Linked DNA regions of Homo sapiens: region 1 is linked to region 2. Evidence: read pairs that join two places in POLR2A ChIA-PET (ENCODE). Cell type or tissue: K562. All regions are shown on one strand. Links, peaks and the distances in the headings refer to the core of each region. The heading gives the core; the rest is flanking DNA.

The links. ChIA-PET counts read pairs that join two places held together with the same protein. Peaks named below come from ENCODE experiments on the same cell type or tissue, not always from the same donor. Only the 100,000 strongest peaks of a DNase experiment are listed, where the experiment ranks them.
Region 1: POLR2A ChIA-PET joins it to region 2 with 8 read pairs; 6 of 35 experiments call an interaction of 5 or more read pairs at or near these places.

What each region holds. Positions count from the first base shown.
Region 1 is chr17:41,707,989-41,713,355 of GRCh38, reverse strand. It overlaps GAST (gastrin), which reads right to left and starts at 1,025. Exons shown (of 3, transcript NM_000805.5): 1 at 969-1,025. RefSeq lists an enhancer at 4,660-5,187. In K562, for the core only: no CTCF peak of the experiment used is centred there; a DNase peak (open chromatin) is centred at 2,464; H3K27me3 peaks cover 1,033 bases.
Region 2 is chr17:41,910,404-41,915,770 of GRCh38, reverse strand. It overlaps ACLY (ATP citrate lyase), which reads left to right. Exons shown (of 29, transcript NM_001096.3): 2 at 1,875-2,056; 3 at 3,229-3,351. The coding sequence starts at 1,898. Among named protein-coding and RNA genes, the nearest start is that of ACLY, 5.9 kb to the left of the region's middle. RefSeq lists enhancers at 4,528-5,027, 4,527-5,367. In K562, for the core only: no CTCF peak of the experiment used is centred there; no DNase peak of the experiment used is centred there.

The sequences.
Region 1 (5,367 bases), core at 70-5,069, 200 kb after region 2:
TTCTGCTGCTGAAGAAATGTTTGAAAAATCAGTGATCTGGAGCTGTATTGTCAGATGCTAACCACATGTGTTGTTCAGTGCTATAGCCACCAGCCACATGTGGCTCTTTACATTTAAATTAATTAAATTAAAAAATTATGGTCAGGTGCAGTGGCTCACGCCTGTAATCCCAGCACTTTGGGAGGCTGAGGGGGTTGGATCACTTGAGGTCAGGAGTTTGTGACCAGCCTGGCCAACATGGTGAAACTCTGTCTCTACCAAAAATATGAAAAATTAGCTGGGTGTTGTGGCAGGCGCCTGTAATCCCGGCTACTCGGGAGGCTGAGTCAGGAGAATTGCTTGAACCTGGGAGGCAGAGGTTGCATGTCACTGCACTCCAGCCTGGGTGACACGGCGAGACTCTATATAAAAAAACAAACAACAACAACAACAAAAACTTCCTTACACTAACCCCATTTCAAGCGCACACGTGGCTAGTGGCTACCATATTGAACAGTGCAGATGAAGACCATTTCCTGCATCATAGGACGTTCTTTTGGATGGCACTGGTCTAGGAAAGGGCTTGAAGTGGGATCCAGGAGCTGTGGATTCCTATCCCAGCCTTGCCTAATAATCCCTGTGACTTTGGGCAAGTCACATCTTGCCTCTGGGCCTCAGTTTTCTTGTCTGAGAGAAAGGAGAAGAACCCCAGTCCTCCTCACCTCCCAGGGCTGGGAAGAGTGTGAAGGGATAGGCTAAGGGCAGGGCCCCGGCTGCGGCAGAAGGGCAGGTGGAAGGCAAGGTTGGGAATACCAGGGTAGGTACTGGAGCCAAGACCTAGTTCCATCCTGGGATAAAGAAAGGGTCCCAGCTCTGGAGACCCCAAGGGGTGAGCCCCAGACTCTGGCCAGTGGCCTGGTACCTTGATGGGGGAGAGGACCTGTCAACCCACTTCCTAGCCTCTCCCCTCTCCTCCTGGGTTTTCTCACCTGCAGAGCTGGGAGGTGTGTGGTGCCACGGCTGGGCCTGGTGCCTCTCAGGTCTCTGCTCTGCTTGATGCTCCAGGCCTGCCTTATAAAGCCCTCAAGGTCCCTCCCAACTGTCCCCCCACCCCGCCCCTACCCTGCCATATGAGTCCAGGCGAGAGGAATGGGGTGGGGCACAGGTACAGCCCATCACCCTGCCCCGCCCTTTCATTTAGTGTCAGTCAGTCATCCAGGATGTGGGGGAAGGATAGGGGAGTTGACCTTCATGGTGAGGGGCTGGAGCGGGGTGGCGGCAGCTCTCCAGCTGTACCTGAGGGGCAGGAACCAAGCTCCCTGGGTCAGGAGCAATGCTTCCCACCATATCCTGGGGGTCAGAGGCCTGGCACTTATCTCTCGAACTACATAGGGACCTTTGTGGGTGGTGGTAGGTGAGGGAGTGAACCCGATGGGCTTAGATTCAGGGAAAGTGGATTTCGCCATCCACTGATGTTTGGCAAGCGTGTGAATGTGGGGTGATGTATTGATTCCCCGTCCCCTCCACTGGACTCTGCAAACATAACGTGTTACCAGGAGCAATGGGTTGTGGGCTGATGGCCCTGTTCTCTCCTTCTAGTGGCTCACATCCTGGTCACCTCTGAAGTCCTTTCACCCTCCCCCTACCATGGAACACCCTTGGTGCCTTCTTCTCCTTAGGCCCTCTGTGCTGGGCTGGGTTTGGCTTGTAGCTGCCCCGTGTCTTCTAGGTCAGCTGCCCATGCACCACCACTTGCAAACCCCCTATGCAGAACCAATTCCTGGAGGGTCCTGCCTTTGAAGCCTCCTTCATTTTGCTTTCAAGGGGAGCTAGTAATCTGCATAACAACTTTTTTTTTTTTTTGAGACAAAGTCTAGTTCTGTCACCAGGCTGGAGTGCAGGAGTGCAGTGGTGTGATCTCGGCTCACTGGAACCTCCGCCTCCTGGGTTCAAGCGATTCTTCTGCCTCAACCTCCCTAGTAGCTGGGATTACAGGCGCACGCCCCCACGCCTGGCTAATTTTTTGTATTTTTAGTAGAGATGGGGTTTCATCGTGTTGGGCGGGCTGGTCTCGAACTCCTGACCTCATGATCGGCCCAGCTTAGTCTGCCAAAGTTCTGGGATTACAGACGTGAGCCACCATGCCCAGCCAACAACTTTTCAGTATCAAAATATACCTTCAAATGGTTAGCAAACAGACTAAAGCATTTGCCAAAGATGGACCAGAAAACAAAATGGTACCTTGTTGACTTATTTGATAAACTGCTGCCTCCACATGGTTTGACCAGATGTAATGAGCCGTAGGCTGTTTTTTACTTTTCCACTGTTGAGAGCAGAGATTTTGCTCCTGTTCATGCGTCATTGGGCCCCCACCTTTTCTGGGAGAGTTTGATCCCCTTGGGTATTGGGTAACTGCAGTGGTACCCATGCTTACAGCCAGCCTTGCTGAGAATTAATGGGTGATGAAGGAAGCAGGCTGTGCGGTGTCCATGGCAACTGACGGCTGAATAACCGTTGTGAATAACCACTCTCATCTAGAGCAGGACACGGTGACTCAGCAGATGGAATAAATGAAAACGACAAAAAGCAGTGCAGGCATTGGTGATAATTAATTGAATCACAGAATCTCAGAGATGAAAGGACTTTGAGGGGGCTTGGGAGAACAGGTGGGGTGAGTGTAGCTCTGTTCATACACTAGGGGAATGAATGAAGACATTCGTGTTGCTATGGTAACACTAATGGGAAATGATAAGTTTTCAGTAGAACCCTGGTTGTACCAGAGCCCAAGACTCAGTTTGTGCCCATGGAGGGGGTTATGCCCCCTTGAATGTTCTTCCCCAGGCTGGTTACATGAGGGATGACAATTTCAACAAATAGAAGCATGTCTCCTATTCCATAGGCAATGGTTAGAATGTCACTATTTGGCCAGGCTTGGTGGCTCACTCCTGTAATCCCAGCACTTTGGGAGGCTGAGGCAGGTGGATCACGAAGTCAAGAGATCGAGACCATCCTGGCCAACATGGTGAAACCTTGACTCTACTAAAAATACAAAAATTAGCTGGGCATGGTGGCGGGCGCCTGTAATCCCAGCTACTCGGGAGACTGAGGCAGGAGAATCGCTTGAACCTGGGAGGCACAGAGAGGTTGCAGTGAGCTGAGATCATGCCATTGCACTCCAGCCTGGTGACAGAGCGAGACTCTGTCTCAAAAAAAAAAAAAAAAAAAAAAAAAGAATGTCACTATTTGCAGACCCTGCCAGGTCTGCAGGGGAAGGGTTGCATTCAGAGATGAGCATCCTTGACCCTGAGGAGCTCCCCAGTCACGGACTGCACGTTCTCCTCATGAGGGGACCTCGTCTGATGGAAAAGGAAGGGTTTCCTGGTCCTGTCTTTTTCCAGCTGTTGAGCTTTGAGCATATTTCTCTCCTTCTCTGAGCTGTTTTCTCCTCTAGGAAATGAGGAAAGTAACTTGGGGAGGAGGGTCTCGTGAAGGTGATGTACATAAAGCGCCCTGCACGGTGCTCAAAACATTGCAGATATTTGGCCGGGTGCGGTGGCTCATGCCTGTGATCCCAGCACTTTGGGAGGCCAAGGCAAGCAGATCACCTGAGGTCAGGAGTTCGAGACCAGCCTGAACAACATGGTGAAACCCCGTTTCTACTAAAAATACAAAAATTAGCTGGGCGTGGTGGCACATGCCTGTAATCCCAGCTACTTGGGAGGCTGAGGCACGAGAATTGCTTGAACCCAGGAAGTGGAGGTTGGAGTGAGCCAAGATTGTGCCATTGCACTCCAGCCTGGGTGACACAGTGAGACTGTCTCAAACAAACAGACAAACAAAAGAGAATATCGCAGGTATTTAATCCATTTTGCGTCTTCTCCCCCATCCTCTCTGGGTCTCAATTAACCACATTTGGAAATAGGAATCATTCATTTGTACCTCATAGGGCTGCAGTGAAGGGAAGAGGTGACAAGGTCTGTGCACACGCTTTATACACTTGGGGGAGTTCTCCTTCCCCAAGGCTTAAAGGAGGGTAATTCCCTAAGCATATCACTCTGTGAATCCAAGGGTTTCCCTCCTGCCAGCTGTGACTCAGAGGGACCTCAGCCCAACTGCCACTGAAAGAGGCAGCAGGGATAGAGTCTATGGAAGCTGGACCTCCTGGTGTACAGGGGGTTTTGGAACTGGTGAGGCCAGGGTTTGAATCATGGCTCTAACACCGACTAGCTGGGTGAGCAGAAAATTCAATTTCTGGGCCTACCAAATTGAAGACCAGATCCCAGACCTTGGGACCCATCTCCGTCCCCCTCGAGGGTGCAGGTGTGTGGGCCCTGCCCCTGTCATCACAACGATAACAATGCCGTGTACCAGGAACTGATAAGCTCTTAGCATGAATGAATGCAATCACTCTTCACCATGATCCTAGGACCTAAGTGCTAGTGTGAACCCCTTCTTCAGAAGAAACTGATGGGTACGGGGGCTTACGCCTGTAATCCCAGCACCTGGGGAGGCCGAGGCCGGCAGATTACTTGAGCCCAACAGTTGAAGACCAGCCTGGGCAACATGGCAAAACCCCATCTCTACAAAAAATACAAAAATTAGCTGGGTGTGGTGGTGCGTGGCTGTGGTCCCAGCTATTTGGGAGGCTGAGGTGGGAGGATTGCTTGAGCCGGGGAGGTGAGGTTGCAGTGAGCCATGATTGTGCCACTGTACTTGGGAGACAGAGTGAGACGCTGTCTCAAAAAAAAAAAAAAAAAAAAAAAAGAAGTAGAAACTAAGGCTTAGACAGGTGAAGTAATCCCCATCCTGAGTCCACACACCAAAAAGGAGAGGTGGGTCTGAAACTCAGGTCTCTATCCTCCCAGTAGGAATGTGGCAGGCAGAACAATCATGTCCCCAAAGATGTTCCTGCCCCAATCCTTGGAACCTGTGAATATGTGATTACATAACAAAAGAGACGTTGCAGGTGTGATTAAGGTTACTGGCTTTAAAATAGAGAGCTTATGCCAAGTGCAGTGGTGCATGCCTGTAGTCCCAGCTACTCTGGAGGCTGAGGCAGGAGGATCACTTAAGCCCAGGAGTTTGAGACCAGCCTGGGCAACATAGTGAGACCCCTGTCTCTGAAAAAAAAAATTAGGGAGTTTATGCTGGATTATCTGACTGGGCCCAGTGTAATCACATAGCCCTTAACTTTCTTCAGCTAGAGGCAGAAGAGATGTGGCTGAAGGTCAGGTCGGAGAGCTGGAGTTATGAGGACTCCACAAGCAATTGCTGGTCTGAAGATGGCAGGAGGGCAACAGGACGAGGAAAGCAGTGGCCTTGAGGAGCTGAGAGGTTCTCCACCGACAGCCAGGAAAGAGGAATGTCAGCCCCGCAACTACAAAGAAT
Region 2 (5,367 bases), core at 252-5,251:
TTTCTGGTCTGAGTCAAAAATATTGGGAAATGGAGCAGTGGGTGGGGGGTGGAGGACCGTGGGGCAGTGAGGTGGTTGGGACGTCTCTGGAAACTCATACTGAGAAGGAATCTCAAGTCATTCCAGGGGAAGGCCAGAAAAGGGAACATCTCTGAGCCCCTTCCCAGCTACCCCACTTTAGGCAGACACCAGGCTGAATACACCCATTGTGCCATGCTGGATACTAGCTAGGAGGCCGACAGAGGCAGCCAAGCCAGGATGAGAACCTGAAGCCCCACCAGCCTGGCCGATTGGGAGGGGGCGCAATGTAGCCCCTGGAATGTTGGCCTTCTCTGAGTTGGGAACGGAGACCCAACTTCCAGCACGTGTAAACAAGCCGGCTCCTTCACTCTGCCCTCCTTTATTTGTACTTGACTTTTTTCTCCCCCAGCAAATTAAACAGCTTTGCTTCTGGGCTTTGGGGGAGTCAGGAGTGACTTTTCCTGATCCGGCCAAGCTCTTGGCCTGAATTTCCATGCCCACCTCCCCCGATTCCCCTCCCCAGCTCAGTCCTTGAGTTACCCACAGGAGAATGGGTGTATCAGGACAGAGTCTTGGAGAGGGGAGATGATGAAATTCTTATCATAGACTCTTTGAAGTGAAAAGGACACATGGGCCTGGCTCTTGGAAAAATGGTCTTTTCTTGGGCTGGTGTGGATTTTTCTGGGGACCTAGGTGTAAGAGGGTTTGGGTTCGAGTCTTGGGTCATAACCTTGCTTATTATTAGGTGGGCTTCTTGGGCAAGTTATCCTAACGCCTCTGAGATTTTATTCCTCATCTAAGAAATGGGGTTATAAATCTCAGTGTACCTCCCAGAGCTCATATGAGATGAGTTTCTTTTTATCTTTTTTTAGACACAAGGTCTTGCTCTGACACCCAGGCTACAGTGCAGCGGTGCAATCATAGCTCACTGTAGCCTCGAACTCCAAGATGAGTTTTCCTATACATGTGATGGAGGATGGTTTCTGCCTCTTCCTCCTCCTCCTCTCAGTCCGCCCCAGTTAGAAGTGACCACTACAGGGTGGTCCCCAGAGAGGCATCTGTTCTTCTTAGTGAGTTTTGCTCTAAATTAGCAGCTGGATGACGCAGTGGGGCGGGTGGAATGTGCTAAAGGTCGGTTTCCCTGCCCTGTGTCTGCTCCATACTCAGGATTGGGAGGCTAGTGTCCAGGAGAAAAGAGGAGAAAAGAGCTTAGCGATGATCCTCCCCCCTCCCCTACTCCCCTTCTAACCAGGACCTGGGGGTGTGACCCTTTTTGAGGCTAAGTAAACTTGCTGGCTTGGCCATTGGCCCGGTGGTGTGTAAGGGTGTGTATAGGGGTAAATCTGGGTGTGGGGGAGATGAAACCTGTAGGGAGAGAAAGGCTAGCCTTTTGCAATTTCAGCCGTACTCTGCACTGGTCAGAGAACAGAAAGGTGTTTCAGTGTCTGCCCACCTCAGATGGGACCAGCACTCAGATTTGGGTCAAAGCACCGGTTTTCTTGGCCTTCTAGCCAGCTGCCTTTTGCTCCAGGATGAGTGTGGTTGTGGATCAGCTAGTTTGCCTAGAGGGAATGGGGCAGGGTAAGGCAAGAGTCCCAGGGGAAATGGCACTTTTGTTTTTCTCTATCTTCCCTCACCCATTATCTCTGGATCTTCTTCCTCTGCTGGCAAAAGTGCTGCTTGATATCTCTCTTCCATCCCTCCCGCTGGGACAGCATTTTTTCCTTCCTCTTGAGAAAAGCTGAGATCTGGTTTTATTGTCTGGGGGCAACTGGGAGTGGGTCTGCCCTGCTGGGGAAGATAGTGCCTCCACACGCCTGCCCCCTTCTGACCAGCTTCTCTCTCCCAGACAGGTAGAGCAGGTCTCTCTGCAGCCATGTCGGCCAAGGCAATTTCAGAGCAGACGGGCAAAGAACTCCTTTACAAGTTCATCTGTACCACCTCAGCCATCCAGAATCGGTTCAAGTATGCTCGGGTCACTCCTGACACAGACTGGGCCCGCTTGCTGCAGGACCACCCCTGGCTGCTCAGCCAGGTGAGCCCTGCCTCCACTTTGGGCCTTTCTTCCAGGCCCGGGGTCTGAGGAAGAGAAAGCCATTGGTTTGTTGGTGATGCCGATAGGGTCATGGGGTTGGAGGCTGCCAGCAGCAGCTGTGGGAAGCATGCCATGGGCTGAGCAGGGTTTGTGTTCATGCTGAGCCCTGCATGTTGAGGTACCCCAGCATGGTATACCCTGCCATGGGCTTGAAACTGGACAAACTGGTGTCCAAATCAAAGCTGTGTTTATTAACCATGTGGCCTGGGGCAAGCCATTTCACCTCTTTTGAGTTTTAGATTCCCCATCTCTCCAATGGGATAATACTCACTTTGAGCTGTAAAGATTAGCAAGAAGCATTTAGCGTGCTTGGTGCCTGGCACATGGTAGATGCTCAGTAAAAAGTAGGGATGTGCCCTCTCCTCCCCTAAGTGGAGTATATCAGGAATGTATCAAGGCAATTAGGAAGTGTGATGTTGTACTTTGTGAAGAATGGCCCCGACCCTGGAGGGTCAGCCTGGAATAGAGGGCTCTGTTCTTGAGATCTTTGCAGGGCCATTGTTAGAAAGCTCTTAGATTTCCTTGGCAGGGCTCAGAGAGTAAGCCTAGGACTAGTGGTGGTGTTTCTTCCCACTAGGAGGCAGCTCAACCACAAAGGGATGGAGGGAGTTTCCTGGCCCTGGAGATGTATGAGCAGTGGTTAGGGGCTGCTTATTGGGCCTGTTGTAGACAGGGTTCAAGCACAGGGATGGGGTTGACCAGATGACCTCTAAGGTTCCTTGCTGCCTCAAGGCTCTGTCTCTCTGTTTTCCTCTTTGGAACACATGTTCTGGTCCATATTCTGAGGGGCTTACTGTTGAATGAAGAAGCTAATGTATCACATAGGGAGGGTAGAGAATCACTTATTCACTCAGCAGGTATTTGCTGAGCGCCTACTCTGTGCCAGGCTCCATCTGGGCACAAATGCCTCTAGATACCTGGTTGTCAAAAGCAAGATATTGGCTAGGGTAGGTGGAGGAAGCATCCAGGAGTTGACTCTGAAGGATGGTTAGGGCTGGCTTTGGAGCAGAGTGAATGGGAAGTCAATCCCTGCTGTCCTCTATTTGGATCCCCAAAATACTACGGTTTATCTAATTCTTCCTCACTCTAAATACAAACCGCTTTTGTTCCAGAACTTGGTAGTCAAGCCAGACCAGCTGATCAAACGTCGTGGAAAACTTGGTCTCGTTGGGGTCAACCTCACTCTGGATGGGGTCAAGTCCTGGCTGAAGCCACGGCTGGGACAGGAAGCCACAGTGAGTGGGCATGGGGTCAGGATGAACGTGTGTGGTAACAGAAGCAAATATGGTCACCTCCAGGTCAGCAGCTCTGTGGATCACCCCCACAGCCAGTCTCATTGTAGCTCAGGGAAGGCAGGAGTCCTGTGGCGCTGACCCACTCAGGTGGCTGCCAGCAGTAGGCTCAGTCTTGATGCCCATTCCCAGCTCCCTCATCATCCAAACTTCTTTGTTTTATTGGTTTGGGCAAGATGTGCTGCAGAGGTAACCTCAATATAATTCAAGAGCCAGGTGGAAATGGTCTGATTCTTTTTTTTTTTTTTTTTGACAGGGTCTTGCTCTGTAGCCCAGGCTGGAGTGCAGTGGCGTGATCTTGGCTCACTGCAACCTCCGCCTCCTGGGTTCAAGCGATTTTCTAGCCCCAGCCTTCTGAGTAGCTGAGATTACAGGCATGCAGCACCATACTTGGCTAATTTTGTATTTTTAGTAGAGACGAGGTTTCTCCATGTTGGCCAGGCTGGTCTCGAACTCCTGACCTCAGGTAATCTGCCTGCCTCGGCTTCCCAAAGTGCTGGGATTATAGGCATGAGCCACTGCGCCCGGCCTACTTTATTTTTTTTTAAGACAGGGTCTCACACTGTCACTCAAGGCTGTAGTGCAGTGGCATGTTCACATCTCACTACAGCCTCCACTTCCCAGGTTCAAGTTATCCTCCCACCTCAGCTTCCTGAGTATCCGGGACTATAGGTGCATGCCACCATCCAGGCTGCTTTTTAACATTTTTTTATAGAGTTAGGGTCTTGAATGTTACCCAGGCTGGTCTCGAACTTCTGGCCTCAGGGAATCCTCCTGCCTCAGCCTCCCATGTAGCTGGAACCACAGATGTGTGCCACCAAGCCCAAATTCAATTATTAACTTCTCCCAGCTTGGTGATGAATTTCAACCACGTAGATGAGAGAGTTAAAGTGAAACATGGTTTAGGAAGGGTAAGAGATGCCTGGAATAAAATTATGTTTCTTCTTATTCCCCAGGGGAGCTGGAGGACTAAGGGAGGGAGTGGAGCTGAGGCCTGGCCTAGCCTGGGAAGAATGTGCCATCCACACCTGGCTCTGTAGAGCACGTGGCTCTGAAGGGCCTGGTGCTCATCTGGGGTGAAACTGTACCAGGGATGAGCTGTTCTCTTCCTTGGCTGCCTCGAGAATAGCAATGAAGGTGGTGATGGAGATGTCTTCCTCCCTCATTGGGCTTCCTCAGAGTAGCCCTTAAATGTTAATTTCCCAGTTTCTGGCCCTCATGGGTAAAGCGGGATCCTTGAAGTTGCACATGGACCCAGGCGTGAAGCGACCTGTCCCTTGAGTTCCCAGGCCTTTGGAGAGAGGATGGTGGGATTGGAGGGAGGGATGCTGAGCATGTCCCCAGGGAGCACATCCTGCTTCCTTCTGCTGGCCTCTGGGAGGGGAAGGTGGGACATCAGACATCTGAGCTGGCAGCAGCGTTGGGCCAGCAGGAGTGGCTCATTACCTCTTATGGATTGCTGTCTGGTCCCTGACTCAGCAGTGACGCACAGGCCAGGCGGGGGTTTTGGGACTTACTAGGATGAGGGCTGTCTCGCCACAGCCGCCGCCAGGGAATCACTCGAACTGATTAGCTCTGCAGGCCTGTGGTCCTCAGCCAGGAGAGTCTGCGTGGAGAAGTTTCCCTGATTAAGCCCTGGCTCCCCACTTCTCCACCCATTCCCTGCGCCCGGACCCATGTCCTGAGGCTGAGTCACTGTGCCTTCCTCAAGGCTCATGAAGCAGAATGGTTACCTCCCTTCTACCCGGTTTCCCCTCCCCGTCAAGCTCTGCCACAGCCGTGACTTGTTGGAGCCCTTTCACTTGCGCAGGTCCTGTGTCACCCTCCAGAGGAGGCCAAGAGTGGGCAAGGTCGGTGCCTGTTCAGGCACAGCCCGCACCAGAGCAAGGGGTGAAAGGGCATCTCCTGAGGACTTACTGAGCTTAGGGATCTGTGACCCCATTTTTTCTGGAAAAATCT